Regions from separate parts of the Homo sapiens genome. Here region 2 is linked to region 1. The links are chromatin loops, found by intact Hi-C in ENCODE. Cell type or tissue: CD14-positive monocyte. All regions are shown on one strand. Each heading gives the region's core, and the rest is flanking DNA. Links, peaks and the distances in the headings are about the cores only.

What was found. Hi-C counts contacts between places; a loop is a spot of excess contacts. Peaks named below come from ENCODE experiments on the same cell type or tissue, not always from the same donor. Only the 100,000 strongest peaks of a DNase experiment are listed, where the experiment ranks them.
Region 2: it touches region 1 in a loop (1.9-fold over the local background); 9 of 110 quality-filtered maps call a loop at or near these places.

Annotation. Positions count from the first base shown.
Region 1 is chr5:157,602,188-157,617,989 of GRCh38, forward strand. No RefSeq gene overlaps it. Among named protein-coding and RNA genes, the nearest start is that of ADAM19, 34 kb to the left of the region's middle. RefSeq lists enhancers at 266-425, 9,430-9,509, 9,690-9,749. In CD14-positive monocyte, for the core only: no CTCF peak of the experiment used is centred there; DNase peaks (open chromatin) are centred at 5,274, 5,794, 9,624 and 11,454; H3K4me3 peaks cover 742 bases; H3K27ac peaks cover 1,480 bases.
Region 2 is chr5:157,556,526-157,572,327 of GRCh38, forward strand. It overlaps ADAM19 (ADAM metallopeptidase domain 19), which reads right to left. Exons shown (of 23, transcript NM_033274.5): 2 at 14,370-14,455; 3 at 7,848-7,918. Among named protein-coding and RNA genes, the nearest start is that of ADAM19, 11 kb to the right of the region's middle. RefSeq lists enhancers at 405-464, 14,725-14,774, 14,955-15,074 and a silencer at 15,036-15,330. In CD14-positive monocyte, for the core only: CTCF peaks have their summits at 7,815 and 8,022; DNase peaks (open chromatin) are centred at 7,786 and 10,756; H3K4me3 peaks cover 3,372 bases; H3K27ac peaks cover 2,958 bases.

The DNA of each region.
Region 1 (15,802 bases), core at 5,244-13,243:
CCTAAACTTCTAGGATTACAAGTATGAGCCTCCATACCTGGTCCACATACTTTTTAAATTAAAAAAAAAAAAACAGTCCCTGTGTTGAAGGAATTTATAGGAGACAGGGTGTAGACAAATAAGAATGCTGTAACATTAGAGACTATATATTCAGGACCCTTTAGAGACCCAATGGAAACCATCTTAACACAGAAGGGAAGATATTGGCTCATGGACTTTGATTGGCCTTGCTTGGGTTATATGCCATCCTTGGATCAATTACAAAAGACAGAATATGGCATTCTAGGCCAAAATCAGGAGCCTATGCTACAAGCCCTGCCTGTTGTCAGCACCCTGTGGCAAGGGGTGGGAGACGGCAAGATCTTCCCCCTTTTCCCAAAAAAGGGTGCCAGAAGAAGGGGGATGAGGAAGGTAATTGTGGGAGACCAAGCATGAAGCAGTTAGTTTTGCCTGGAGGAGAGGGGCAAAGGCACAGAGGAAGTGATACTCATGCTGAGTGTTCAAAGACGGAGAGGTGTTTCCAGGCAGCTAGCGTCAGGAGGGCATCTGTAGAGGAAGAGGGGGAGTGTTATGAGCAATGGGGAAGGGAGCCAGAGAGATAGTCAGAGGCGAGATCTGGATGTGGCTTCTGGGTCAGGTGAAGGTGTTGAGCCTTCATTCTGAGGGTCATGGGGAGCCCCCAAAATAAAGATGAGGACATGTGTGTTTGGTTGCCTTTGCTTCTGCAGCAAAATACAGTGCCTGGCAAACACTTTTACAAGCAATGATAGTAATAATATGGCTGCCTCCTGCACTAGACTCTATGACTCTCTGATGGCCATGAGGAGGACGGATTTGGGGGCTTTTGACAATAGCCTCCACTAAACCAGTGTGTTTCCAATGTTTTTGACTGTGATCCTCAGTAGGAAATACATTTTACATTACAATTCAACTAAATTTCACTGAATTATGTTAAAAAAAATCCCCGCCCTAGACTACCAACTCCATCTTGGCAGTGACCATGACTTATAACTCTTGATAATTACCATAGGTTTGATGTCTGGTGAACTGTCTCATGGTGGGCCCATAATATTACTGTTACTACTAAATTCATATTTACTGAATGAACAGGTGCAGATGTCGATAAATGATTCAAAATATTTGCAAACTACAGAGAGTTATACAGGTGCGAACAATTGATGTTGGCAACTAACTCAGACACATATTGATGAGCCTGTATGTTAGACCAATTGCCGGAGCAGGCAGCGGGAGGTGATGCTGAGGGCAGAGGAAGGGGGTAGAGGGAATTTACTGCCCATGGAGGGTGGTTCTCCATGCACCACATTTCAATGATTCATGCTACTTCCTGGGCCACAGTTCTCCTCCATAACCGCACATCCTTTTTCACAGACTGTGAGTGATTTCAATAGTATATGAAAACTATGACTCAGAGGCTGGAAATCAAAGGGTTTTCTTTGAAGGCCGGAAAAATTTCATCTCAAAGAAAGTGCAACAAACGCACAAGGTAGTCTTTTTCTCTGAATAGAGACATGGGTTTAAAACTAGGAATAGTAAATGACACAGGCACAGAGACGGGAAAAAAGCCACTGTTGTAGATATCTTGAAAGTGCATTTGGCTCACGGAGGGTCTCCAGGGACCACTTAAGCCCATCATTTCCATCCCACCTATTGAAGCTTATTGATTAGTACAGTCGCAAAACCCTTCCCATGTGTTCTCTGTAACCAAAGTTCTCTAAGTAAAAAGCAAAGCCCAGGAAACAGCTTTAAAAGGAGAAGTTTACCTAAAGATGAGAAATACTAACTGGGGCTGAGCACTGGCTTCCTCCCAATGTCAATATTCCTGCAAGGTTTAAGGATTGGGATCCCATTTGAAGAAGCACTTGTCGGAAGAAATAATGATGTTCTGTCTTTTTCAAAGAGTCGGAAACCTTTGTGATGAACAAAGTCATAATTAAAGACCTTTAGTTCAGGATTGCACTAACAGTTTGATAGTTACGGATGACTGAGGAGAAATTTCCAATACCAATTATATGGAGCCTCTTTCTTTCTTTCTTTCTTTCTTTCTTTCTTTCTTTCTTTCTTTCTTTCTTTCTTCTTTTTTTTTTTTGAGACGGAATTTCACTTTTGTTGCCCAGGCTGGAGTGCAGTGGGGCGATCTCGGCTCACTGCAACCTCTGTCTCCTGGGTTCAAGCGATTCTCCTGCCTCAGCCTCCCGGGTAGCTGGAATTATAGGCATCTGCCACCAGGCCTGGCTAATTTTTTGTATTTTTAGTAGGGACGGGGTTTCACCATGTTGGCCAGGCTGGTCAAGAGCTCCTGACCTGAGGTGATCCACCTGCCTCGGCCTCCCAAAAGTGCTGAGATTACAGGCGTGAGGCCTACATGGATCCCTTTTCATTCAACAGACAAGCAGACAATTAAGATAATATTCTAAAAAGGCCTTAGAGTTCCAGATTAAGGAACCTTGGGACCAGGCTGACTTAGGCTAAATTCCACTCTCTCCCCCATGTCACAGGTAAGATCCATGCCTTGGAAGTTAGGTAGTTTTTGCCTTGAACATCTTCAGTAATCAGCTTGAATTTTCTAAATGCAACTTCATCATTCTGCAAATCAGCAAGACTCACTTCAAACACACGACCCTTCAGACTACCAGGTGCAATTTTGGTTCCCTGGGTCCTGGTGACCAGTGTCTTTCCAGTATTTCTTCTACTGAACATAGCATGCTTTCACATCGTACCAATCTTTCTTAGAAAATGGATCAACCAGCCAGGGGTGGTGGCTCACACCTGTAATCCTAGCACTTTGGGAGGCCGAGGCAGGTGGATCACCTGAGGTCAGGAGTTCAAGACCAGCCTGGCCAAGATGGTGAAACCCCGTCTCTACTAAAAATAGAAAAATTAGACTGGGCGCAGTGACTTAAGCCTGTAATCCCAGCATTTTGGGAGGCCATGGCGGGTGAATCACCTGAGGTCAGGAATTTGAGACCAGGCTGGCCAACATGGTGAAACCCCCGTCTCTACTAAAGATACAAAAACTTAGCCGTGTGTGGTGGCACACGCCTGTAATCCCAGCTACTTGGGAGGCAGAGGCAGGATAATTGCTTGAACCTGGGAGGCAGAGGTTGCAGTGAGCCGAGATCGTGCCATTGCACTCTAGCCTGAGCAACAGAGTGAGACGCTATCTCAAAAAAAAAAAAAAAAAAAATTAGCCAGGCATGGTAGCAGGCACCTGTAATCCCAGCTACTCAGGAGGCTGAGGCATGAGAATTGCTTGAACTCGGGAGGCGGAGGTTGCAGTGAGCTGAGATCACACCATTGTATTCCAGCCAGGGGGATAGAGCAAGACTGTCTCAAAAAAAAGAAAAAAGAAAAAAAGAAAATGGATCAGCCACTTCTTGGCTCCCTTTTTGCTGTCTTTCGTAAGGTACTTGTTCTTGCCAACCACCATGTTGCTGCTCAGAATGATCTTTTCAATAAACGGTACTGAAAGAACTGGACAGCCATATGAAAAAAATGAACTTCGACCTTTAGCTCACATCATACACAAAAATTAATTTGAAATAAATAATAGAGACAAAAGTTGTGAACATAAATACATTCAAAAGCTGTTGGAACCCCCAAAGCACTTTTTTTTTCTGGCAAAGTCCCACCTCAGCCTCCGAGTAGCTGGGACTATAGGTGCGCACCACCACACCTGGCTAATTTTTGTATTTTTTTGTAGAGACAGGGTTTCGCCATGTTGCCCAGGCTGGTCTTGAGTTCCTGAGCACAAGCAATCAGCCCACCTTGGCTTTCCAGCATGCTGGGATTATAGGTATGTGCCACCACACCTGGCTTCCAAAAAGACTTTAAACCTTGAGAGAGAACTGGTGATCTGAGTCACTTAGCATGTAGTTGCAACTTCTGCTTCTTAGATTATAGATCAACTCTCTTTTCTCATTGTTCTTGTGCTATAAATGACTGGGAGAGACCAGAGACCAGATGTCCTCCCCTTCTAATCACTGACCTTTGTTATAGATTGTCTCCTGCATTATTCTGTACCTAACTCAAACCAGATGGCGCAAAAGACCTCATGACTGTTTCATCTTCAGTATGGAATGTTCAGTATATCTTTCCTGAAAGAAAAAGATGACCTTCACCAATCAGACCATTGTAATTATGCATTAAGCCTTACATAAGGCCGGGCATGGTGGCTCACAGCAGGAATCCTAGCACTTTGGGAAACCAAGGTGGGATAATCACTGGAGCCCAGGAGTTTAAGGCCAGCCTGGGCAACACGGCGAAGCCCTGTGTCTATAAAAAATTGACTGGGTATGATGGCACACACCTGCAGTCCCAGCTACTCAGCAGACTGAGGTGGGAGGATCACCTGATCTCAGGAGGTCGAGCCTGTAGTGAACGCTGATGGTGCCACTGCATTCCAGCCTAGGTTGCAGAATGAAAGTCTGTCTCAGGAAAAAAAAAAAAAAAAAGCCTTGTATAAAAAAAGTTAAAATTCTGATTTTTTCTCCTAAACTTTGTCTATGTAAACCACCCCAAACTTCTGCACTTCAGAGCACAACAGTACAATTCCATCTTTCAAATTTGTGCTTCCTGGGTGGCTGTCCTCAAGCTTTGTGCTCAAAAAAACTCTACATTTAATCATATTTTCTAAATTTTATTATTTTAGGTTGACAAAGTAAAGGCTAAAACTATAAAACTTCTAGAAAAAAAATAGGAGAAAATGTTCACAAACTACAGTCTTATGGTAGACAAAGATTTCCTGGACAGGACACAAAAGTATAAACCATAAGAGAGAGAAAAAAAAGATAAATTAGACTTCATTAAAATTTAAAAATTGCCTGTACTTTGAAAGGTACTATTAAGAAACTGAAAAGGCAGGCCACAGTCTGGAAGAAAATATTTGCAATGCAAATATTAGATAAAGGACTTGTACCCAACATACATAAAGAACTCTTAAAATTCAATGAAAGAAGGCAACTCACAAAAAAAAAAAAAAAAAAAGAAGAAGAAGATTTGAACAAACCCTTCAAAAAAGATGATATATAAATGGCCAGCAAATACATGAAAAATGTTCAACATTATTAGTTATCACGGAATTGTAAAGTAAGGCCACTGTGAGATATCACTTAGAAGAATATTCAGCTTTAGAAAACAGTTTGGCAGTTTATTTATCCCTTACCCTATGACCCAGCAATTCAACTCCTAGGTATTTACTAGCCTGAGAGAAATGAATCACCTAAGCCCTTTATTTAGCTTCTCACAAGTTCACTGATTCACTCTGTGACACTGGCCAGGTTCTTCCCATCTCTGGCCCTGTTTTCCATCTGTGGAAAGCAGATGTATGGGTTGGGCTAGGTCAGGGATGGCAAACGACGTTTGTCTTCAGTACAAACTCCTTATCACTGCCAGGGACTGCCCAGACTACCTCTGTGATGAGAAGGAATGTCTGATAGAAATTGAGAGCTCTGTGACCCACTAACAATGTCTGCTAGAGACATGAGAATGACCCAGAAAGGCCACATACTTCCTATATGCTATATGCCCACAAAAAGATTTGTGCATGAATGTGCATAGCAACTGTATTCATAGCAATCGAAAACTGGCAATAACTCAAATTCCAGATAGATTGTGGTACATCCACACAATAGTTTATTACCCAGTAATATGAAAACTATTAATATATGCAACAACATTGATGATTCCTTTCTTTATATTGAGTGAAGGAAACCAGAAACAACTCTATGAGTCAACGTATGTGAAACTGCCGGAAAAGGCAAAACTAAGCTATACTGACAGGAAGATCTGTGGTTGCCTGGGGCTGGGGTGAGAGAGGGGACTGGCTGGAGGTGGCAGGAGACTTCTGAGGGAATGGAAATGTTCTAAATTTTGATTGGGGCAGGTGCAGACGTTTGTCAACATTCACCAAGTTGTGGCGGGGGGCAGTGGTTCATGCCTGTAATCCCAGCACTTTGGGAGGCTGAGATGGGCAGATCACTTCAGATCAGTAGTTCGAGACCAGCCTGGCCAACATGGCGAGACCCCGTTTCCACTAAAAATACAAAAATTAGCTGGGTCGGTGGTGGGCACTTGTAGTCCCAGCTACTTGGGAGGCTGGGGCAGGAGAATCTCTTGAACCCTAGAGACGGAGGTTGCAGTGAGCCGAGATTGAGCCACTGCACTCCAGCCTGGGTGACCGAGTGAGACTGTCTCAAAAAAAAAAAAAAAAAAATTATCAAGTTGTATGTGCACTTAAAATGGAGATATATTAATATATGTCGATTGTACCTCAAAAAATGATTTTTACAGAAGTAGCTTTGAAACGTAATGAACTGTTCCACAAGCACGTGGCAGGAAGAGGGCCTGCTACCAGGTATGCTGTGGGAGAAACATGGAAGTGAGAAAGGACAGGGCACCTTCAGAAACACATTAGTTTGTAAAATCGCTCTCAGCTTTGCGAAGACCTTTCAGGCGCGCTCGGAGAGGCTGGCCAATTGCTTCTCAGATCCCCTATTAGAAATTTGACCACGGGCCTAACGGGAACAGGGCTGCCACGGAGCATGGAGAGAGGGCCTGGAGCCCAGGACAGATCATTGCTGACTTGGTTCTGAGTTCTCCATAAAAAACCTCATGGCCTTTCTCCTCCTCCAGACTCACGTGCCCCACCTCACTTCCTTAAGAATCTAGGCTCACAGCACGCAGGCAGGCAGCCATCAACCCCGAGCCCCCTTCCCCTTCTCCTTCGGGGAGAAAGCACTAGATGGAATAAGTCCCGTCAGTCCCAGCGTTCAGACATTCTCCTAAGTACTGTTCTTTTAAAAAGCTGGAAAGTTGGGTTAAGGAGTTTGGGGCTATTATTAGTGCCAAACACTATAAAAAGGAAATGCCACTGATAATCTTAGATGGCTGTATTTTCATACGGGGATAATTCAAGCTTCCTTCTTAGAGTTCTCAGTCATAAGAAACCCTTCATTAAAATACTCCCTCGGGCCATAGCCTCAAACCTAGCATTGCTCAAATCCTTTGGGACTATTCAAGTCAGGACTGACCGGGAGAACTCAGCTGGCATTTTTTAGCCCATTTTTATGGCTGCCTCCTTCTGAGTTTCTCGTGTTGTTCTACCAGAGGAAAATAACGAATGATTCAACCTATGCACAAATATTTATTTGCACTGCTTACATGGAGGCGGCATAGCAAAGGGCCTTAGGGGGCAGGCTCTTGTCAGGCTTAGCTGAGCTCTGTCCCTGTGTGGCATCAGGTAAGTTGCTCTTCCTTTCTGAGCTTCCCCTACAAAATGAGCTGTCAACCCTAGGAGCTGATGCCTGGTGCCTACCACTTAGTAAACTCTACACGAATATTAATTTGTTATTACTATCACTGTTATGCATTCAGTTACATCCACCATGGATACAGCAAAAATGCCGTTTCACCCTTGAGAATCCTACATTCCACCTTGCTACACAAAGCATACAGACAGGAGAATAAGAGAACAGCAGAAGTGATGATACCCTACCCCGTGATGAAGAAGCTGCTAAAAGGCATCTCCTTTCATCTTTCATACACTGCAGGTCCTGTGCTTTGAGTGTTATTGAGAAGCAATGTGTCAATATGTGTCAAAAGTCCTTAAAATGTGTTTGCCCTTTGACCCAGATTCCCTCTAGAAATTTTCATAAGAAAACAATTACATTTGTGAGCAGAGATTTCTCCTGGATATTACTGAGAGTAACAAAAATTTGGTAACAGTCTGTCTGAATGACTAACAACGGAAGTTAAATACATATTTAGACATTATGATTGATGAACATTTATGCAAAGCAGGTCACAAAACAATATGTGCAGTGTAGGTCCATTTCGAGGGTATGACCTGAAGTACAATTTTTAAATCGATACATAATAATTGTGCATATTTATGGGGTACATATAATTTGATACAGGCTTATAACGTGTGATGATCAAATCTGGGTAATTGGCATATCCATCACCTCAAACATTTATCATTTCTTTGTGTTGGGAACATTTCAAATTTTCTCTTCTAGCTATTTTGAAATATACAATAAATTATTGTTAACTGTAGTCACTCTACTTTACTATTGAACACTAGAACTTATTCCCTTCTATCTAACTGTATGTTCAGACCCATTAGACAACCTCTGTTCATCCCCCCCTTCCCCACAAATAGTGGTTTGTTTTTTTATTTTGTTCGCCTTCAGAAACACGTTAGTTTTATGAGAAGGAATCTTGCTCTGTCACCCAGGCTGAAGTACAGTGGCGCAATCTCGGCTCACTGCAACCTCCACATTCTGGATTTAAGAAATTCTCCTGCCTCAGCCTCCTGAGTAGCTGGGATTACAGACATACCATGCCCAGCTAATTTTTGTTTTTTTTTTTTTTTTTTTTTTCAGTAGAGATGGGGTTTCACCATGTTGGCCAGGCTGGTCTCGAACTCCTGACCTCCAGTGATTCCGCCCACCTCAGCCTCCCAAAGTGCTGGGATTACAATCATGAGCCACTGTGCCTGGCCTGAAATCGTGTTTTTGTTAAGGATTTATTGTAACCAGAAATTCTAAGAAGGAAGCTTCAATTATTTCCATATTACAGATAATATCTATATACATATATATATATATAGAAAAGGTATATAGACCTTACTCACCAATGGTTTTATTATGTGTGAGTATTTGAGTGGGTTTTTTTTTTCATTTCATTTATTTGTACTTCTATAGAGTGAGTATTGCTTTTAGATAAGGAAAAAAAACAGAAAATTAGGAAAAGCCAATTCAAATAATCTAGAAAACCGAAAGAGAGAACAAATACAGCACAATAGGCAAAGTAAGCAGTAATATGGTTTTTCCTTGACATTTGTAAGAATTCTAGGCCTTTTATTTAGCTTCCCACAAATTCACTGATTCATTCTGTGGCATTGGCCGGGTTCTTCCCATCTCTGGCCCTGTTTTCTATCTGTGGAAAGCAGATGCATGAGTTGGGCTAGGTCAGGGACGGCAAACGACTTTTATCTTGAGTACGAACCCCTTATCACTGCCCGGGACTGCCCAGACCACCTCTGTGATGAGAAGGAATGTCTGATAGAAGGTGAGAGCTCTGTGACCCACTAACAATGTCTGCTAGAGACATGAGAATGAGGAATGACCTAGAAAGGCTATCCACTTCCTGTATACTCCATAATGTAAAGGGCTCTTACAACTCTATGAATCTGGCACATCTTTAAGCAAAAATATTAATCTGAATTTGGAAAGTCATAGGGGTTGGGGGTACCTAACTACATGTATTCATTTTTGGTTAGGTTGCACTGAATGACTAATTTTCCATCTTACTTCACAGACCCCAAGACATAACTTAGGATTTACTAAAGCAGAAAATGGCCATGGTGGTGGTGTCTCAATTGTATTTGCACCCATTATGTCCAAGCCCAAGGACAAAGAATAGATCTGCAGCTGTTGTTTCAGCCTCTTCAACCTGAAACAATCTGAAAGCCACAGCTGTTGCAGGCATAAACCTGATCCTGGCTTTGTCCTTGGTTTATGTCTCATGTTTTGGGGAACTCCGAAAGCCACTCTACTGGGGTTGATTCAGAGAAGGCCACATTTATTCATTACCCTCCTGGAAAGCAGAAGTGCTAAATGCACATTTGTTAGTGGACTTTCCAGCATGGAGTGGGATCCATTCCTGTCTTGACTCAAGGCCCACAGAGGAGAGATGACATGCCTAAAGTCACGCATGAAGTTCAATCTACACCCAGCTTTGCCTGCAGGCAAGCAAACATGGATTCTTTGGTAAAAATCCACATCAGGTTGTCAGCAGCTTGTTATTTGGAGGAAGGGGCAGTCTGAAGGGCTTGACTGTATCTCAGCTGAACCACACTAATCTACCATAGCTTCCACAGAGAACAGCAGGCTGTTTTCAGGGATCTCAGCAACAGCTGTGCCTTCAAACCAAGACACTTCAGAAAAATGATCCGAAAGTGGGCCGGGTGTTTCAGCAGGATTTGGTGGGACTTTCCTACTCAAATGGCCCTTTGTGTGCTTTTAAAAGACAGGGCATTAACCTCGTGCGTGGCTAAAGCATGATGGATGACTTGGAATTCTCCATTTACATTTGGCTGGTGGCCACAGAGGAACCGTCAAAACGCCTGGGTATCGGATGGACAGTACCTGGCTTGTTCAGACTTGTTTCTGATGGAGTGAGTGGATCCCGAGGCTTTTGCTCTGCCCAGGTTTGATAAACTAAACATGGCCAGGCTGTTAGAAAGCTGACTCCAGGGTTCCTCTCACTGCAGCAAAATTCAGTGTCCTGAATCCATAGCCTCTTTAATCATCTTTGTTTATATTCAGCATCTTTATCTACTTCAGGGTTACTCTGATCTCTGCCCATTTGTTGCAAGATGTGTGTGGTCCTACCCAAGACTTGGGCAGCAGGAGCACAGGGCCTGTGCTCATGTAGCTTCTACCCAGCTCCATGAAATCACCTGCTTGATCCTTTTACCTTCTCAGTAAGATGCTTGGCAAGTGAGAGTGAATCTGGATCCGTCAGTTCTCCGGACAATCTTGTCAGGCCAGAGGGAGTCAGAAGTTGACCTTCTGCACCATGCTGGCACCATTATGTGAGAGTATGCAGCACTCTCAGGCAGGAGCTAGCTAGCGTAAATTATTAGGTTCTTTTCTGGCAGACCTGGGTCCTGCTCTTCCGTTTAAGAGGAGCTGTTTACGTCAATTGCTCCTCACTGGGCCTCAGTTTGTTCACCTTTCACTTGTGTTTTTCATGAAGCTCAAAGGAGAAAGCAAAGTGTTCTGAATGACTTTATACAAACATGAGGAGGTGGTAGTGGCCAGTACCCTCCTAACAATTGTCTCATCACATCTTGAGGAGAGAGAGAAGCTAAACACTAGTGCAAGTGGATACTTAAGTAAGATAAACTTATTTCCCTTCTAATCATTTTTTCAAGCTTGGCCTTGTTCTAGCAGCTTGGAGGATTTCAGCTGGGTGTCCCAGAGACATATAAAATAGAGCAGAGAGGGGAGGCATTGATCTATTGCTAATAACACAAGAGGGAAATACTGGAACATAACTACTGCTAATAATAATGACAAACACATTAGTATTTATTATCACCCAATACTGTGTATAATCATTAACCTTCCACAGCAATCCTGTGAGGTATGTACAATTATTATTCTTATTGTACGGAGAACTGAAGTTTGGAGAGGCGAAGTTACTTACACAGTGTCACACAGCCCTAAAAGTGATGGAGCCAGGAGTCTTTCCTAGATATGCCTGATCCCAAAGCTGATAGGTGAAAAATGTGCAGTATGAAAAGCATTCCCTGGGCTTCAAGATGATGACTGGCTTCTTTTTCTTCTTCTTCTTCTTTTTTTTTTTAATCATTATCAGGCAGCCTCCCAGCCAGAGTAGGCTCAGGGACTTCCTTGACTGGCTTCTTGCGTCACACGAGGGGCCTGTTTATATGTCCCTGAGTTTGTCCAGACTAATTCGCAATAAATAAAAACCCACTACCACCACAACCAAAAACAAAAACAAAAACCTTGAACTAGAGAACTGTTCAAGAACCAGTGAGGATGAGCCCTGCAGGAAATGGAACCAAAGACTCAAACACAGTCGGGCTCTATGTCTTCCTGTCTCTGCTTCTGTGTTGCGATGATTTGCTCCTCCCAAAGATGGGTTTTACCCAAACCCCAGAGAACACGGCCACAAGTAGATCCAGACTCACATTCTTAGAGAATCATTTTCCATGAGGAAAGCAAAATTGCCTGCCCTGGAAAGTCCACTTAGAAAAATCCTTGTGAAGGCTCTGACTGGCCTGCTGGGTAGGACACTGAGCCCTGGGCCAGTCACTGTGACCGGGTGCACTATTGTGATCAGCCGCACCAGAACCGGAGGATCTCTCAAAAGAACAGGCAGGAATGGGGGTGGTTATCACAAGCAGACAGGCAAGGTAGCAGGGATCCACTGTGCTCTGGCAGGTGGCAATGGAATTAGGGATGCCTTGGTGGCCCCTTTAATCTTGCAGCTAGCTACCTTTCATGTTTTCTTCCAATCCTAAGCTAGCTCAGGATCTGGACAGGGCGTTTGTATCTATGGAAGAAAGGACTTAACCTGAGAGTTCTACTTGACGTGGATCTTACCCCAGGATTGTTTGTCAGCAAAGTTAACGTGGTAGAGCAGAAAGAGTGCTGAGTTTGGAGGCAGACAGACTTGAGTTCAGGTCTTAATTCTTCATCACTTGCGGGGTGGTGTTGGATATGTTGTTTCACCTCTGTAAGTCTTCGATTTTTTTATTGGCTAAATAAAGATGATAACACTTATTTACAAGCTTGTTGTAAGGACTAAGTGAGATAATCACATAAACCATCAAATACACTGGCATATACTAGGTGCTTAATAAAGTGTACCTTCTACTAATTAATTCAACAAATATTTACTGAGTGTGCAATACATTGCAGGCACAGTGGTAGGTGTTAGGGATAATGCATCAAGCAAGAGATACAATGTTCCCATTCTTTTGGAGCTTCTAGTAGTGGGGGTTGGTGGGGAAAAGATAAGTGAGGAAATAAGACAATTACAGGTAATAATGAGTGCTTTGAAAAAAATAAAATTCTTTTTTTTTTTTTTTTTGAGACAAGCTCTCACTCTTTTGCCCAGGCTGGAGTGCAGTGGCACAATCTCGGCTCGCTGCAGCCTCTGCCTCCCACGCTCAAGCAGTCCTCCCACCTTAGCCCCCTGAGTAGCTGGGACTACAGGCATGTGCCACCATGCCTGCTAATTTTTGTGTTTTTTGTAGAGATGGGGTTTCACCACATTGCCCAGGCTGGTCTCAAACTCCTGGACTCAAGTGATCCACCTGCCTCAGCCTTCCAAATTACTAGGATTACAGGCATGAGCCAACACTTCTGGCCAGAAAAAATGAAATTATTTTTATGCTTATATGTATTATTAGTGTGAAAACCCTCCTGCAATGATGTTTGAACCTCCCTGTTCAGTCTCTCACCACTCATTTATCTATGTGTTGGGAACCGTTCTCAGAGTGCAACAATTGCTTCAAGCTTGACTTTGGAAAGGGACTGGACGATTAGCTCTTAAAGTGACATGAAAGAAAGGAAAGGAAAATGGGATGTTGATAGGAGGAAAATCCCGATGTTATCCCTTAGCTCCCAAATTCCTTTTTTTTTTTTTTTTCGAGATGGAGTCTTGCCCTGTCACCCAGGCTGGAGTGCAGTGGCATGATCTCCACTCACTGCAACCTCCACCTCCCAGGTTCAAGCAATTCTCCTGCCTCAGCCTCCCGAATGGCTGGGATTACAGATGTGTGCCACCATATCTGGCTAATTTTTGTATTTTTAGTAGAGATGGAGTTTCACCATGTTGGCCAGGCTGGTCTCAAACTCCTGACCTTGTGATCTGCCCACCTCGGCCTCCCAAAGTGCTGGGATTACAGGTGTGAGCCACCGTGCCCGGCCCCAAATTCCATTTTGTAAATCATTACCTGGTGGGTTTCAAAATCACCTCGGAAGACTTTAAAAGATACAGATTCTCAGGTTGCATTCCAAATATTCAAATGCCAGTGGTTCAGGGAATTTCTTTTTTTCCTCTTTCTTTTTTTTTTAAGTTTTGTGGTAATTTATATGGGCAATCAGACATAAGAAGCACTGCTTGCCAGCCAGCCTATGAATTCCATTAGTCAGGTTGAGAATACAGGGCTGCATCTGTTACTCTGCTAGTCAATGTATACTTCTTTTTCTAGTTCCTAGGAGAAGACATGGATCATGGTTGGCCCCCAGGGAGCTTAGATTCTAGGGGGAGATATAAACAAAATTGCTATGGGAACACAAAGCAGGAACAATTAGCCTTTGAAAATTAGAGAATACTTTCTGGAAGGAAGAATTCTGAATGAGTTAGAATTTGGTTCAGTTGCATGTGACACAGAATACAAGATTATAGTGGATTAAACTAGGTAGAAATATATTTTTCTCTCATATAAAAGTCCCGAGGAAAGTAATCCAGTGCTGGTGTGATGCTCCCATCTTGTTTTTTGACCCTCCTAGGCATGAGTCCTCTGTGGTCCAAAAAAGTTGCTCACATTCCAACCATCACTTCCATATTCCTGACAGTAGGAAGGACAAAAGGGCAGAGAAGGGCATAATCTCTCCCTTTAAAAATATTTTCTGGAAGGTGCACATGAAACTTCCTTTGTAATGTTATAGTCCAGAACTTAGGTACTTGGTCACACCTTGCTTCAGGAGATGAAACAAAGTCTTTATTCAGAATGGCTATGTACATAACTAAAAACTCAGGTTCTATTATTAAAAAAGAAAAGGAAAGCAGCCATTGGGAAACAACTGGTAGACCTCTACACTGAGATATGAAGAATGAGTAGCAATTAGGCAGGGGAAGTCACATAGTAAAGACTGTCCAAGGAGAACTAATGCGTATCATGTCCCCCTTGGCAGGAGGGACACCAAGAAGCACCCTTCTTTCCACATCTTCGTTCTCATCCTTCATGTTTTGATCTAAAGCCCTCCTGGATAGTGAAACCCCATCTATACTAAAAATATAAAAATTAGCTAAACATAGTGTTGGGGACCTGTAATCCCAGCTACTTGGGAGGTTGAGGCAGAATAATTACTTGAACCTGGGAGGCAGAGGTTGCAGAGAGCTGAGATCACTCAACTGCACTCCAGCCTGGGCAACAGAGGGAGACTCTGTCTCAAAAATAAATAAATAAATGAAAAATAACGTCCTCCTGGGATGAGTCTGCCGGCCCTAGCTATTCAGTGCTTGGATTTACAGTGACCTCAGCACAATACTGGCCTCAAAGCCCTTCATGTCACTGGAATGATGGCTGCTTCGAGAAAACCCCGCCTTTTCATCTGTCAGTAAGAGAACTCACTCTAAGATCTCATCATTGACATTTATCAGGACAAATTTCTGAAATCTCTTTAGAAGAAATGACAATCCCAACTCTTTGATATGATTAGTTATGGCATATCTGCCTGAAGCAATATTATACAAACATGGAAGGTGATCATTTATGAAAGCACGGAGTATGAGAAACAGCTCATGACAAAATATTGAGAAAATGCAAGACTGTGCATGTGTTGTGATTATAATCATGTGAAAAATGTGTGTGTATGTAAACAAATATTAGAAAGAGCATCATAAAATACAAATGATTACTGGATGGTTAAAAGCTTTTTCCTCCTTGGAAAATTCCCTTTAGTGTTGTTATGTTGTTTTCATAAATAAAATTTGAAAATAAGTCTTGCAAGCATTACGTGTTGTCAAAAAAAATTTTATGGTGTCAATGGTAAATATACATAAGAATCACCTGAAAAGCTTACTAAAAATGCATATTCACAGGCTCCAGCCCAAGAAATTCTGATTCTATAGGTCTGAGGAATGGCTGCATTTTTAACAAGCATCCAGAGTCATTTGTTAGAAGTGGTGCGTTGACCACATTTGAAAAACACTGCCATAGATGGTGTCTCAGAGTCACCTAAAAATAGAGTTGGGACATTATCTGTGCCAAAACAGCCTAGCTTTGTGTTGCACCAAAAACTCTAGGCCAGGCCGGGAGCAGTGGCTCATGCCTATAATCTAAGCACTTTGGGAGGCCAAGGTGGGTGGATCACCTGAGGTCAGGAGTTTGATACCGGCCTGGTCAACATGGTGAAACCCCATCTCTACTAAAAATACAAAAATTAGCTGGGCATGGTGGCGGGAGCCTATAATCCCAGCTACTCGGGAGACTGAGGCAGGAGAATTACTTGAA
Region 2 (15,802 bases), core at 3,972-11,971, 47 kb before region 1:
CTTTAACTTAATCACATCTGCAAAGATTCTGCCACATGTTCCAGGGATTCGAATGTGGTTATCATTGGAGGGGAGAGGGTGCATTTTTCAGCCTTCCACACCCTGCAATGAAGGTATCAATGTCTCTATTTTCTATGCAAGTGCTATAATGTAGTAAGAGGCAGGCAGGCCAGAGTTTGACTCCTGGCTATGCCCAATACTGGGTAAATTATTTAAACTCCTCATGCTTGAGTTTCATTATAAAATGCAGACAACAATATCTCATTCAAAGGGTTGCCATGAGGATTCAATAAGACATTGTGTGAAGTGCCTTTTCCGAAGTATCCATTCTCAGCAAATGCTCACAAAGCAGTGAGTATTATTACTATTATTTGAGACAGCATCTGGCTCTGTCAACCAGGCTAGAGTGCGGTGGTATGATCTCAGCTCATTGCAACCTTCACCTCCTGGGCTCAAAAGATCCTCCCACTAAAGCTTCCTGAGTAGCTGGGACTACAGGCATGTGCCACCATGCCTGGCTAATTTTTGTGGGGGTTTTTTGTTTGTTTGGTTGGTTGGTTTTGGTAGAGACAGGGTTTTGCCACATTGCCCAGGCTGGTCTCGAACTCCTGGGCTCGCGTGATCCACCCGGCTCAGCCTCCCAAAGTGCTAGGATTACAGGCATGCGCCACTGCACCTGGCCAAGTAGTATTACTATGAATACAGATGAAGAAGTAAAACTTAGAAGGCAAGTGACTTACCAAAGACCACCCAACCGGAAGTGTCAGTATCTGGAATTGAATCAGGGTCTCTGGGACCAAAGTCCAAATCTGTTCTACTCTATGGATTAGGATGTTTAAGGCTTGTGTGCACAAGGCTTTCAGAATCAACACATCTAGGCTATTTCAATTTTGGATGCTCTCTGATACCTTAGACAAGCGTATCATGAAGCTGCATCCCTTCAGATCACCAGGCTTATTACTGAGTCTGAGCTTAAGCAATGGACCCTAAGAAAGTGATATCATGTGTCCAATATTTTAGAAATAATGGCATCTTAGTCCATTCTGGCTGCTATAACAAAACAGCATAACCTGGGTAGCAAATAAGCAACAAATTTACTTCTCACGGTTCTAGAGTCTGAGAAGTCCAAGATCAAGGGATCAGCAGATTTCGTGTCTAGTGAGGGCCCTCTCTCCGGTTCATAGATGGTAGCTGCTAGCTGTGTCTTCACCTGGTGGAAAAGGTGAGCTAATTCTCTCGGGTCTCTTCTATCAGGGCACTAATCCTATTCATGAGAGCAGAGCCCTCATAAACGAATCATATCCAAAAGGCCCCACCTCCTAATACCATCACCTTGGGGACTAGGACTTCAACATAAGAATTTGAAGGGAGACATAAACATTCAGTACATTGCAAATGGAGACCCTGCTTATGCTGGGGTGGGGTTGAGAGTTTGGCTTATAAAAAATCACATCAGACTGGCTGGCAATCCATTTGTTCTGCAACTCCAGGCATTTGGGACAACATGGGAAATGCAAATGAAATCATTCTCAGTCTACAAAGCTACAATTAGAAACTACATCTCAAACAGGACTACCAGGTCTCTCTGGAATGACGTGCCTAGCAAAGCACTTGGAATTTAAATCCACTCATGCATTCACTGCCTTCAGCGTCAACACAGCAGGGTTAAACCAGTTCTTCATACTTCCAAAGAACATGTGAAGAAAATTTCAGACACCACAGGCAGCTCTCATCAAATTCTGGTGTCCCCACCCATTCATCCAACTGTTTCCTCAGCACCTGTCTCCCCGGGTTATACAACCTTAGCCATGGGGAATGGGGAGCCCAGCTGCGAGTAGAGTTTGGAAAAACATTTTGAATACTTTAGATCTGCCAAATACTTGGTTAAAGAATGATATCCTTTAATTTCTTGAGCCATGTGTATTTTAAGTGCAATGTAATCCATATGTCTATGACTCATTTAAATGCAACTCAGTGAAGCATGGTTTACTAAGAGCATTGGGATACCATCTAAGCCTTTCTAAGCTGCTCTTTGATCCAGGAAATTGAATTTTGCCAACAACAAATGAAGCTCCTGACAAGAGAGGGTCAAAGAGAGCTGTCCTTTATCCTAGGTAAGATGTTAAAGTCTACTCTTGACCTGGGAGGAAGCTGGGAGGGTGGAGGTGGGGAGAGCTCCACTGCCTAAGTGGTATTCATAGTTTTGCTTTGGGTCTGCTACTATTTCTACCAGGTATCCTTGAAAAAGAAGTGCAGGAATAAGAGATGGCAACTAATCTGCCCCGTGTGTTGCTGAAAAATTCCTTTCCTGCCTGCTAATTCTGCCCTTCCTCAATTCCACCAGTATTATGCAATCCAAATTGTATAATGGACTTGAGGAAAAACGAGAATGTTAGGGAGCTAGATTACTCCATTAGCACTGAATGTTAATTTTCCAGATTGTAGCTTGATTTCCAGGACAATGAAAGCCTTCTCCTTCCCTATGATATCACTGAAGGACTGATAAGAAGTTAGGGATAGGAAGAAAGATTAAAGTTGGAAGTAATGATAGGTATTAAAATCAGTAAACCTCTAAATGCCCAAATTCTGCCTTGACAATTGCTGTTCCCCAGGTGGTTTGGAGGTAGACATACTCACAAAAGAAAACAAACGCCCGTTCTTATTAACTAAACTTGAGCAAATAAGATCTCTCTTTAGCTAACTGGGCTGGAGCACAAATGGATGGGGTTAGACCAAAGGACGTCTCTCCCTTTCTCAAGCCATCATCATTTGGACTTGAGGAAGGACAGTGTATTGAAGAAATGAGAGTCCTAGAATGTGTTTAAGATACTAGAAGACAGAAGCATATGGCCAAAGAGCCTCTGGGCAAAGTGCCTACTAGTTGAGCCATTCATTTGCTTTTGAAGGTGATCTTGTAATAGAGTGATCCTGCTCACTAGTAATGCGGCCCAGTGAGCATCCAGGAATCTGGTTGAGCAATTCAGTGTGCCCTCCTTTTGGGAAAAAGCCAAGAAAGGACAGGATATGGCGCTGGGGCTCACATAACCCTGTTCATCTCCCTGGATGCCTGCAGCTAACTAAGGAGGATTCCATTTGATTTCAGCAAACAAGTTTTTGTCAAATATGGGTTCCTGGGTTGGTGAGGTAGTCTCAGGACATGGGGAAAAGAACATAGAGAAAAAATATGGATTAATGCTCAAATCTGTGGGTTGTGCAAACAGCAGTCTATAATTTCTGCTCTGTAGTTTCCCTTCTTGTATTTTCTGTTGCCTGAACCTGCGGGTTCTGACCTAGAAGTTCGTCCCCAACTTCAAGGTCCCGTGATTTGGGGCACCTTTTTCCTTTATCCCACTGCCCACTATTTCCCAGGATGTCTCCACAGGTAGAGCAAATTTCCTGAGGCAGAGACTTCTTTTGCATTTTTCTACTCACAGAGCATCCTTTAAAGAGGTAGTGCAGGCCGGGCGCGGTGGCTCACGCCTGTAATCCCAGCACTTTGGGAGGCCGAGGCGGGCGGATCACGAGGTCAGGAGATCGAGACCATCCCGGCTAAAACGGTGAAACCCCGTCTCTACTAAAAATACAAAAAATTAGCCGGGCGTAGTGGCGGGCGCCTGTAGTCCCAGCTACTTGGGAGGCTGAGGCAGGAGAATGGCGTGAACCCGGAAGGCGGAGCTTGCAGTGAGCCGAGATCCCGCCACTGCACTCCAGCCTGGGCGACAGAGCGAGACTCCGTCTCAAAAAAAAAAAAAAAAAAAAAAAAAAAAGAGGTAGTGCAGAAAGAGCCTTCAGAGCCTATCCGGGGCCAAAATCTGCATTTTACAGATGAGAAAGCAGAGGCTCAGGGGAGCTGGCTGGCTTTTTGACCAATTTCATATCATCTGTCTCTGAGGTCAATGCTATGTCCACTGTACCACACTGCCTCAATCACAAGTTTCTCCAACAGCAGCTATGCACCAATCTTTGCAAATTATGTGATTACATGTGTGTATAAATATTAAACAATGTAATATATACTTTATTAGAGCAGAAGACTGTCTTCATGACATCCAGTTGAGTTCAAAAAAGGAAATGCTGGAGCAATATGTCTGACATAATCTCATTTCTGCTCCTCCCTCCCCAACAAAAATAGCAGCTTCTGTGTGACTGTGTCTGTATGTGATTGTGTCTGTGAGGATTCATGTGCATGTTCTTGTATGCATAGAAAAGGTCCAGGGTTTGCTCACCAAACAGCAGTGGATTTTCCTCGTGGGAGGGAAACTTTCATTCTTTTGTTTATTTGGAATTGCTACATGTTTTACAATGAGCATGCTTTGCTTTTGCAATTTAAAAACAATGAGCAAGAAATAATCATAGCTACCTTGAGCTTGGAATACAAACAAGGCACTCTGCTAAGTCCTTCACCTGTACCATCTCATTTCATCCTCCCTGTGGCTCTGGCTCTATGACATGGGACTATAATTACACCCCAGATGCACAAACTGAGGCTTAAAGAGGCTACAAGGTAGTAAGTGGCAGAGCCAGGATCTGAACACAGGAATAACCGACACAAAAGCAATGCTCAGATTATCCCTAAAGGGTCACTGTTTTTCACCTGCACTCAATAGAGAAAAGAATGTGTGCTTCTCACGGATGTCATCCGTGAGTTGCTGAGTTGCTTCAAAGCAGAGACAGGCTGCCGGCTGCCGCGCTATTGTAGGACACCTCAGTGTGTCTGCTGCCTGAGCTGAAGCTCACTTTGCTGTGTTCCCCCTCCTCTCCTGGCCCATGCCCCATGCCTTTCCATCCTCACCATTCTTGGCGATCTCTCCATGTGTGAATTCCATTAAAGGCTTGCTCACTGCTATTTTGGGCCATGCATTAATACGTGGGCTTTGATTTGATGGGAGAAGGCCAGACACGGCAGGATGATGAAAAAGAAATTTAAAATGTCCTCTCCCTCCCCCCAGAGTCCCAGAAGCCCTTGCTCACCGCTCCTGGGAGACCTGAGAATCCAGTGTATGGGGAAATGTACAGAGGGAGAGTGGAAACCTTCATCATCTATTAGGGCCTTGGAACGTGGCTGTTCCCTCTCCTTGGAATTGTCATCTCTCAGCTACCCATATGGCTCACTCCATCACCTCCTTCAGGTCTTGACTCAAGTATCAGTTCACCTGAAAGGCCTTCCCTGACTGCCATTCAGAAACAGCAGCTCCCATTCTACCTCCACACTCCCCTGGCCCCACTCCCTATGCTCCTCTGTCTCCTGCACAGCACCCATCACCTGACGGACGGTGCACTCACTTGTCTGCTTACTGTTTCCCACTAGAATAGAAGCTCCATAAAGGCTGTACTGTTTTATTCACAGCTTTATCCCCAGTACCTGCACTGGTGCCTGAAATGTCACAGAGGCACGTAGATTAAAAAAAAAAAAAAATGAATACGTTGATCGAGGAGGTTAAGAACCAGAGGCTGAGAAATGGCTTGGCCCAGGGCCTAGTTTCCCCCAAATGTCATGAGATTATAGAAACTTCAACACAGTGATTTGAAAAATTAGAAAATCATCTCCCCCGCTCCAAAGCTGTTTTGAATCCGGACTCGCACGCACCATGAATGAGAAGGCTTTGGGAAATAAACACACTAGGAAGTCGTGTGCAGTTGGAGTTCCGCTCACTAACACATGTTCAAAACAAAAAGCCCAATTTGGATGAAAATAGCAGGAAGCCGTCCCCCAGGGACACCTGGTGAGGTCATATTGCTTGGCTCTGCTGCTTCCATTTTTACCAACTCTGCTGCCTTCTGCCAATTCAAGGAGGCCAGGAACCACATCCAGCCCCATGCGGCTCAATGGGAAACGAGAGCTGCTCTCGGAAAAGCAGATGCTAGAACCACAGCCCCGGGCTCTCCTCTGGAGCCTCAGTGTGGGACAATAAAAATCCCAACAGTGGCTGGCCACTCACCATGCGCTGTGCAAGCACTTCCTGCACTTCACCTCATTTATCCTCACAACCATCCCACGAGGCTGGCCTTATTACCCTCATTTTATAAACAAGGACACCGAAGTTCCAAAAGATTCAGCCATTTGCCCTGGGTCACATTCTGTAACTCCAGACTCACACCAAGAATACACATGATCCTAGTTTCAGCTCTTTCATTTACTTGCTGGGTGGCCTCAGACAAATGCCTATCCCTCTCTGAATCAAAACTTCTGCATCCATAATTTCAGAGTTTTCTAAGATCATTCCATTCAGTGTTTTCTAAGGCATCTTCCTGCTTTAGCTTCCTATGGTCTGTAGCAAATGTTTCAAAATAGGAGGGAAGGATAGAGACTTGAGTCCTGGGACTCCTGCTTGGCCAGTCCAACTCCTAAGCATTTTCCCACAACACCAACACTATCACTTGGGCTGACCAGAGGGAGCTGAAGGGCCACAGGCTCTACTGGGGGCAGAACAGGAGAGATTAGACACAGGCAACAACAGGGAACACTTAGACTAGAGTTAATGGGAACAAAGCTGCCGTGAGCAACAAAGGCAGGCCCCCGAGAGACACGGTCAAGAACAAACCCTCTAAGGGCCTTTTCTTGTAGGACCAAAGGAAGACAATGCAAGGAAAAATCCAGGGCCAATAGACGCTGCACTGTCTAGGGACGCAGCTGGCCAGGTCTATTCCAGGGACACAGGAGAGAAGAAACACAGCCTAAACTGGCTTTACTCTCAAGAGGAGAGGAACAAAAATGACTGTGATCCCCATCTTTCTGGCTTCCCGAGGCCACCATGTCCTGGAGGCAGAGGAAGGATGTGGATGAAGCCCCACCACTGCACAAGCTGTGAGTTGTATTTTAACCACACTCGGGACAGCACTCATCCTCCTTTGCAAGTGCCCAAAAAGCCCAAATTTGGAATAAATTATATTCTCCCTTTCCACCCAAGCCTAAAAGCTATTCCCATCCTTTTGTATACAGGAAGGTCCTTCTTCATCCTTTTCTTGGCAGTGATGCATTTGATTACTCATTGGCTTCCAGGGGGTTCTGGAGGCTGCCAAGAGGAGACAGGCAGCTCTCCAAGCCACGCAGCCTTATCTGCGACGTCTGTGTGGCAGAACGAAAAGTGGGACGGTCAGTGGGGAAACACCAAATGTTTTCAGAGTCCCCCGGCCAAGTAAGGAGAGCTCTTCATGGCTAAGTAGATGGGGAATGGCCAAAGAATGAGCCACAGACATAGCCATGCATCGTGCCCATTCACCTCCTCCATTACATGAATCCAGATATGACTGCATCTGATGGCAAATCAATGTGCAAGTGCCTCTGAGCCAGGCTACCACCCAAGATGAATGAGGTTAAGAAGATGGAAGAGCCGGGCCCGATGTAGCCAGGAGACTGTTGACGATGCCCTGTTGACAAAATCTCAGATGCGGCTGAACCAGAACACATGGAACAATCTGAGTCTGAGGCTCCAAGCCCCAGCACACCCTGCTTTGCTCGCTCCTCTCTGCTGTTTTCCTCTAATCTCCTTCATTTCCTGCCACACACTAGGCTGGCGCTAGTAAGGCAGCTGCCAAAGACCTCTGGTCCATCCACTCCCTTAATCTCACACATACACAGACCTCTGTGTGCCCGCAGTGAACTCCAGGGGCCCCTGAAATACTGCCTAAGGAAATTTTAGCAACACATTTAGCAGTCCAGCAATCTCACATCGAGTCAAGAGGCTGTGGAAAGGCTCTGGCTTTGCAAGATGCTGCCTGAAAGAAACCAAGGACTGAGAGCTTGGGGTCACTCCATTGACTGCTTCCTTCCAGAACAGCGACACCTGCGTCCGGCGTTGACACAGAAGTTATTTGTTTCATTTTAGACAAAGGAGGAGTCCACTTACTCATTCTTCTCCAGGTCCAGGATCAGTTCTCGCCCCTCAGCCATTACCCTGAGCTCAGCTTTGAGTGGATGCTAAAAGCAACAACAAAACAATGTCAGTTCCTAAAAGCCGGCACCAGGCTCCCTGGGTCGGGCACAGGATCTAGCACAGCGCTCCAACATTGATCCACAGGAAGTGAATGAGCAAAGGTCAATTGCATTTCCAGCCCACATGTAAAATGACCTCAATCCCAGAATGACCCAAATCCTTCCCCCATCTGCTTTCTCCTGAAAGGCATAGAGAAGAAACTCCAGGCTGCAATGTGGTGTAAGTGTATGTATGTGGTGCGGTGAAGGGAAACACTGGAAAACACAATCTCCAGCAGTAAATGTCCTGCAGAGTCAGATCTGGATTCAAGCACCGGCTCTGACACCTGCAGCTGTGTGAAGTCGGACATGTTGCTGAGCCTCCCCACATCTCAGTTTCTTCATGTATGATACAGAGATAGTAATAGTCAATTTGATGGGGATCTTGTAAGGATTGAGTGAGATAATGAGCATAAATAATGTATCACAGTGCCTGGCACACGGCAAGCCATGATACATATTGCCTATTATCTTGTAAAATACTAGGGGATCCTCTTCGTAGTGGGTTCTTATTTCATTTTGGCTCTCCGTTTGGAAAACCCCAATCATCTCAGAGGAAGCAACTAAGAGATCCTCAAATTAAGGTTTTATAGGCCAAAAAGTAGATACATTTTACACATAAGCAGTTTGGTAGTGGCCACAGGTGCTACATATCCAGAACGGATCACTTAACATATACCAGTGGTTGATAAGCACAAAAACTATGTTCGACATCGCTAATAAACCACCTCCCCACGTCCAGAAAAACAAATTAAAAATAATAAGATACCTTGAAAAAAATCAAAGTGCCAGAGGTTATCTAAAACTCTAAATCACAATGCACAATGCCCACTGTAAACTGGGCACTCGCAATCCCTACCACTGAGAATTTAAACTGACGGCAACTCTCTGAAAGATAACATGACAGTATGCACTGAGAGTTTAAAAATGTTTAGACTCGGCCGGGCACAGTGGCTCACGCCTGTAATCCCAGCACTTTGGGAGGCCGAGGCAGGCAGATCAGGAGTTTGAGACCAGCCTGGCCAACACGGTGAAACCCCGTCTCTACCAAAAATACAAAAATTAGCCAGGCATGGTGGTGGGCACCTGTGATCCTAGCTACTCGGGAGGCTGAGGCAGGAGAATTGCTTGAACCTGGGAGGCGAAGGTTGCAGTGAGCTGAGATTGCGCCACTGCACTCCAGCCTGGGTGACAGAGCGAGACACTCTCTCTCAAAAAAAAAAAAAAATGTTTAGACTCAGGAATGTGAGGCTGTTTGAAAGGAATAAATGGAGGCACAGGCAAAGGTTTGCACATAAGGACATTTATTACTTATAATAATGAATAATGGGCCAGGCGCAGTGGCTCATGCCTGTAATCCCAGCACTTTGGGAGGCCGAGACGGGTGGACCACTTGAGGTCAGGAGTTCAAAACCAGCCTGACCAACATGGTGAAACCCCGTCTCTACTAAAAATATAAAAATTAGCTGGGCGTGGTGGTGCACACCTATAGTTCTAGCTATTCAGGAGGCTGAGGCAGGAGAATCGCTTGAACCTGGGAGGCGGAGGTTGCAGTGAGCCGAGAGCATGCCACTGCACTCCAGCCTGAGCGACAGAGCGAGACTCTGTCTCAAAAAAAAAAAAAAAAAGTAATGAATAATGAAATGTAACCTAACTGTCCTAAATATAACCTGTTAGAGAATGGTTAAATAAATGATGATCCATTCATATGACAGAACACTGAATGATCATTAAAAGCAGCAACTTTAAGTAGTTGTTAAATTACTGACAAAATGTACACAATAATCATTAGTCATAAAGCTCAAAATACAATACTGAATATTTTATTTAAATACACTTCGCAAAGGGAAAAATGTAGAGAGAAATAAGCCTAACCATTACCATAGTTAATGGGATCATGAGTTAATTTTGTTTTCTTTTGCACATCTTTCCACATGTTTACAATTGCTTTCACAGTTTAAGAAAAGAACTTTTTATTAATCTCTTTTTACTTTATTATTGTGGAGAATTTCAAAGAAATTTAAAAACCAAGTCATAATAAATCTCCACGCTTCAACAATTCAACTTAAGGCTACTGAACTTTTTTCGAAGAAATAAATTATTTTTTTAAAAAAGGATATTTACATATTTAAAACAGAACAGATTCTTTGGAGTGTTTTAAACATAAGCTCTCTATTTTGGGACTAAGGAACTGACAACTTTTTTTGAGACGGGGTCTTGCTTTGTTGTGCAGGCTGGAGTGCAGTGGCACAATCACGGCTCACTGCAGCCTCAACCTCCCAGGCTCAAGCATACTGAGTAGCTGGGACCACAGGTGCATGCCACCACACTGGGCTAGTATTTTTAAATTTTTTGTAGATACTGGGGTATTACCATGTTTCCAAAGCTGATCTTGAACTCCTGGGCTCATGTGATCCTCCCAACTCAGCCTCCCAAAGTGTTGGTATTACAAATGTGAGCCACCTCATCCAGCAGATAAATTCTTGAAGTCCCTTTCAATCCACAAAATCATTGCTAGAGTAGAGCTTCTAGCCCTTCTAAGGTTGACCTCAAAGCTTACTTCTTGCATGTCTGAGAAAGTAGGTCACCTGTTCTGCCACCTCTGGTTAGAAGCCTACCTCGTCTAAGCACATTCCCCTTCCTCGCTGCAAACCCCACTCTGCATTAGGATTTGGGCATTTCTGAGACTTTGAGGTCACCAAGGGCTCTGATGAGATCTCAACATTCCGATCAAAGGCTCTTGGGCAACGCTGGCCATTGCCTAATTAATCGTATTACTTCATCTCAAGAAGGAACATTTCAAACCCACCGAAGTAGGAAGCTGGGGAGATGTTTGACCAATAACTTTCACTAAGAGATTCACTTCTCTGTTTGTCATGCCCTGATTCAGCTCTGCCAACACCTATTCTGGTTGCAGATCCTTTGCCACTTTATGGAGTTTTTGAGGCAGTGCCCTGCCCAATCACACTGAGCATCAGGGACCCCAGCTCCAAGTGGGCATTTAAGAAAGACCACACAGACCGGGCACGGTGGCTCACGCCTGTAATCCCAACACTTTGGGAGGCCAAGGTGGGCGGATCCCTGGAGATCAGGAGTTCCAGACCAGCCTGACCAACATGGAGAAACCCCATCTCTACTAAAAATACAAAATTAGCCAGGCATGGTGGCGCATGCCTGTAATCCCAGCTACTTGGGAGGCTGAGGCAGAAGAATCGCTTGAACCCAGGAGGCAGAGGTTGCGGTAAGCTGAGATCACGCCATTGCACTCCAGCCTAGGCAACAAGAGCGAAACTCCGTCTAAACAAAAAAAAAAAATAAAAAAGAAAGAAAGAAAGACGACACAGCAACAGAGCTACAGCAATTCCCTCATCCAAGAGGTAGGTAACCATGTGACTGCCCCCACAGAAAATGAATACTGCCCCAAATCAAAGCACTATCTTCCCCTCCCCCAAAGAGACACAAGCTGCAGCAGGAATAGTAATCTTTTTTTTTTTTTTAAACAGAGTCTCGCTCTGTCACCCAGGCTGCAGTGCAGTGACCCAATCTTGGCTCACTGCAAACTCCATCTCCAGGGTTCAAGCCATTCTCATGCTCAGCCTCCCAAGTAGCTGGGATTACAGGTGTGCACCACTGCGCCTGGCTAATCTTTGTAATTTTAGTAGACAGGGTTTCTCCATGTTGGCCAGGCTGGTCTTGAACTCCTGACCTCAGGTGATCCACCCATCTCGGCCTCTCAAGGTGCTGGGATTACAGGGCGTGAGCCACCATGCCCCGCCAGGAGTAGTAATCTTTATTTTTATGTGGGTGATCCAAAAATAATTCTCTCTATTCTGGAAGGTGCTCAGGCACTGATATTTAAAAAAGGATGTTCCCTTTTTCTATGGGGCATTTCAAGCAAAACAATGAAACTGCATTTTAAGGATCTATGAAGCTTTTCTGTCCGGCTCTACTGATGAGCTTTTCTGATGAAACTCCACTCTGTATTAAGAAGAGGCACCATCAGCTCTCCTCTCCTATGAAGTACAGTAAGCTGACCCACTATTTATACCTCTCCTAGGGATGGGTTAAAAATTCTTTCCCCTTCAGTCTAGATTAAATAGATCTTTAGCTCCATAGGGTATTGGAAATCTGTCCTATATTTGCATTCCCCCTAAGATCTAGTATAATATTTAGTATACAGTATAAGTATTCAGTTAATGTTTAATGAATGTGAGCTTTAAGTCAGTGATGAGAAAAAGAGAAGAAAAAAATGTTTAATGAGTGAATTAATTATATAAATGAGAATGAGAGGCCCAAGTGAAATCCAGCCTCTAGTCTCTCTCTCTTCAACATTCATTCATTTGTTCATTGAACAAATAGTTACGGTGCCAGGCACTATGCTGACTATTCCTACAGAATACAATGACCCATATGCTGGGCAGACAATGGTTGGGAACAAAGACAGGATCTGGTCCTCTGCTTTGTTCTCAGGCCCTTCCTGAGGATGCCCGGCATCCACATCTGGAGAGAACAAAGAAGCCTCTATAAAAAGTAGCAGGTCCATTCCTCAGGGGGTATGAATAGGTTGCAATACCCAAGATCTTAATTGTTAAAAGTAATCTGCTCTAGGATGACCATCCATTAATTTGTCGAGACTTTTCCTGAAGCTATTTTCAGCCTCTCCTACTTTTTGATGAAATGAATTCCATGCGTTTACTGCCTTTAGGACAAAATGTTACTTGCTTTTATTTGTCCTGATTTTTTTTTTTTTTTTTTTTTTGAGACAAGGTCTTGCATTGTCACTCAGACTGGAGGACAGTGATGCTGATGCGACTATATCTTACTATAACCTCAAACTCCTGGGCTCAGGCGATCGTCCCACCTCAGCCTTCAGAGTAGCTGGGACTACAGACACACACCCCTAGGTCTAGCTAATTTTCTTTTTTTTTTTTTTTTTTTTTTGTAGAGATAGGATCTCAGTATGGTGCCCCAGGCTGGTCTTAAATTCCTGGCCTCAAATGATCCTCCTGCCTCAGCCTCCCAAAGTGCTGGGATTACAGGCTTGAGCCATCGCACTTGGTCTGTCCTAAAATTTACACTGTTAGGTTCCCTTGGTAAATCCAAGTTGGAGCCTTTTTGGACATGTCTGTATTATCCTGGCCAGAGTTTCAAGGATCCTGGACATTGCTCCTTTCCATTTATCTTTCCAGATTCAACAGCCACAATGTCTGAAGTCTTTCCTGACACATCTCTTTCCTGCTATAATCTTGCTCCTATATGTTGCCCAATAAATCACAAATCATTTTAACCCAAAGAGATCTTAGAAAAAACCCCTCTCCCCAGCTTTCTTTTCTCCTTATTCTCTCTAAGCACTATTTTATAAATGAAGAAAATCTACCACTTCGCAAGTGGCAGGTCACATAGCTGGTTACTGGCACACAACAACCGCATCTTCCTTTCTTGCTCTTTCACGTCTCACTTGCTGGAAAAACCAAAACCACAGTGGGCCACAGTGGCTGACGCCTGTAATCCCAACACTTTGAGAGGACTACGTGGGCGGATCACTTGAGGTCAGGAGTTCGAGACCACCCTGGACAACATGGTGAAAACCCATCTCTACTAAAAATACAAAAATTAGCCTGGCTTCGCAGCACACACATGTAATCTCAGCTACTCCGGAAGCTAAGGCATGAGAATCGCTTGAACCTGCCAGGCGGAGCTCACAGTGAGCCGAGATCATGTCACTGCACTCCAGCCTGTGCGACAGAGTGAGACTCTGTCAAAACAAACAAACAAACAAAAAAACAAAAACAAAAAAACAAAAAACAAAAACCAGAACCACAAAGAATATCCTAAATGCTCAGGTCCTCTCTGCAAGAACAGGACAGTGTTTTTTGTTTTCTTCCCAATCTCTTTGATAAAGCCTATGTGTTTTCCTGGTGTTCTGGCCAGGGGAGCCTACTGGATTTTAAGATACATTCCCCAGTACTAGGTCTCTACGCTGCGTCTTATTAAAATAGTTTATAGTTTATATTATTATCTTTTTTCTCTCCAAGTACATTATTCCTTCAAGAAAATGAAGTATGTATTATGCAGAGCAAAAATAACAATGACAATATTTAATGAATTCCAATCAAGACTAAGTGATTTCTGTGACACCAACACATCTGCACTTAGCTTGTGTCAGCATTAATGTGAATTTTCATTTCCTCAACTAATAGCATTGGGAAGTGTTCTAGAAGTTTGTCATACAAGGAAGGAAAGTCCCATCTGTGATCTCCAAAATGGGCACCCAGAGGACAGAGTGGGCCAGAAACAGAACTAATGGTGATGACTGGGATTCTAAGAAAGTTGAGTAGGTAGCCCAAACCTCAGTTGTCAACTCCTGCCAGTGTAAATGAGGTCTTTTGAGTCTTACCTTTTCTCTCACGGGGCTTTCTGAAGTCTTCCACTGAGGTATGATAAGTTCATGCTGCAGCTTGGGGCTGCCTTCCTCACTTCCTCCTGCCAATACAAGATGCAAAACCATTGGAATCCCAGACCTCTATACCCCAGCTAAGCCACACATGCACTTTCTGTGAGCTGCCCCTGCACTGGGTCATTAGAAGACTTGCTGGATTTCAGGCTCTTGGCACTTCCTAGGAACTAGGCACTCTAGGTGTCGGTGATATTGTGGTAAATAGGACATATAAGGTCTCTGTACTTGTAAAGGTGGGAGACAGACAATGAACAAATGTTCTCACATGGTGCTAAGTACCCTGAATAAAATAAGTTGGGGTCATGGAGTAAAGAGACATCTATCAGGAGGTGCCTATTTGAAACAGGATGATCAGCATAGATGGCATTTGAGTCCTGAGGAGCCAGAAGGCAGCCATGCAAAAACGTGGGGGAAGAGTGCCCCAGGTAGAGGAAACAGCAAGTGCAATGGCCCTGCCTGAGCAGAAGTGAACTTGGCCTGTTGAAGGAACAAGCATAAGGTAGGGGTAGCTAGTAAATGAAAGAGGAAGTTGGTATGAGATGTGGTCAGCAAGACAGCCATGGGTCTGATAATGCAGAGACCACGGAGAGTGTCTGGATTTTCTTATAAATAGACTTGGAAGGCACTGGGTGTTTTAAATACAGAGCAATATGATCTGTGTTAAGTTTAAAAAAGATCACTCTGCCTGCGTGGTGGAGAATGGGGGTGGGGTGAGGCAGAGCGGCGAGAGTGAGAGCAGAAGCAGGAAGGCCAGGCTAGAGATATGCTGGAGCCCTGGTGAGAGATGATGGTGGCTCAGATTAGAATGACATCAGTGGAGAGGAATGAAGCGGTGGGATTCTGGGCATATTCTGGAGGTCAAGCCCATGAATACTGCTCCCATGGAGCTTTAGTTTTCTTGCCTGTAAAATGAAGACAAAGATGCTACCTGCCCATCTCACAGCTTTATTGTGAAGAGTCAATATGAAATTGCCTCCTACTCCGCAGAGCATCACTGCATCAAGTTACATTAATTGGAGCTTCCTAATGGCAAGTTTACATTTGTATTCCACTTTCTACTTCCCAAATCACTCTCCCAAACCAGTTCTCCTTCATGCTCAAGGCAACCCTGGGAAGTAGGAAGTAGGAGTCCTGTTTTTTTTTTCTTTTGAGACGGAGTCTCGCTTTGTCGCCCAGGCTGGAGTGCAGTGGTGTGATCTCGGCTCACTGCAAGCTCCGCCTTCCGGGTTCATGCCATTCTCCTGCCTCAGCCTCCCGAGTAGCTGGGACTACAGGCACCCGCCACCACACCCGGCTAATTTTTTTGTATTTTTACTAGAGACTGGGAGGAGTCCTGTTTTGCAAGAAAGAGAATTTAAACTATAGGAGAGATT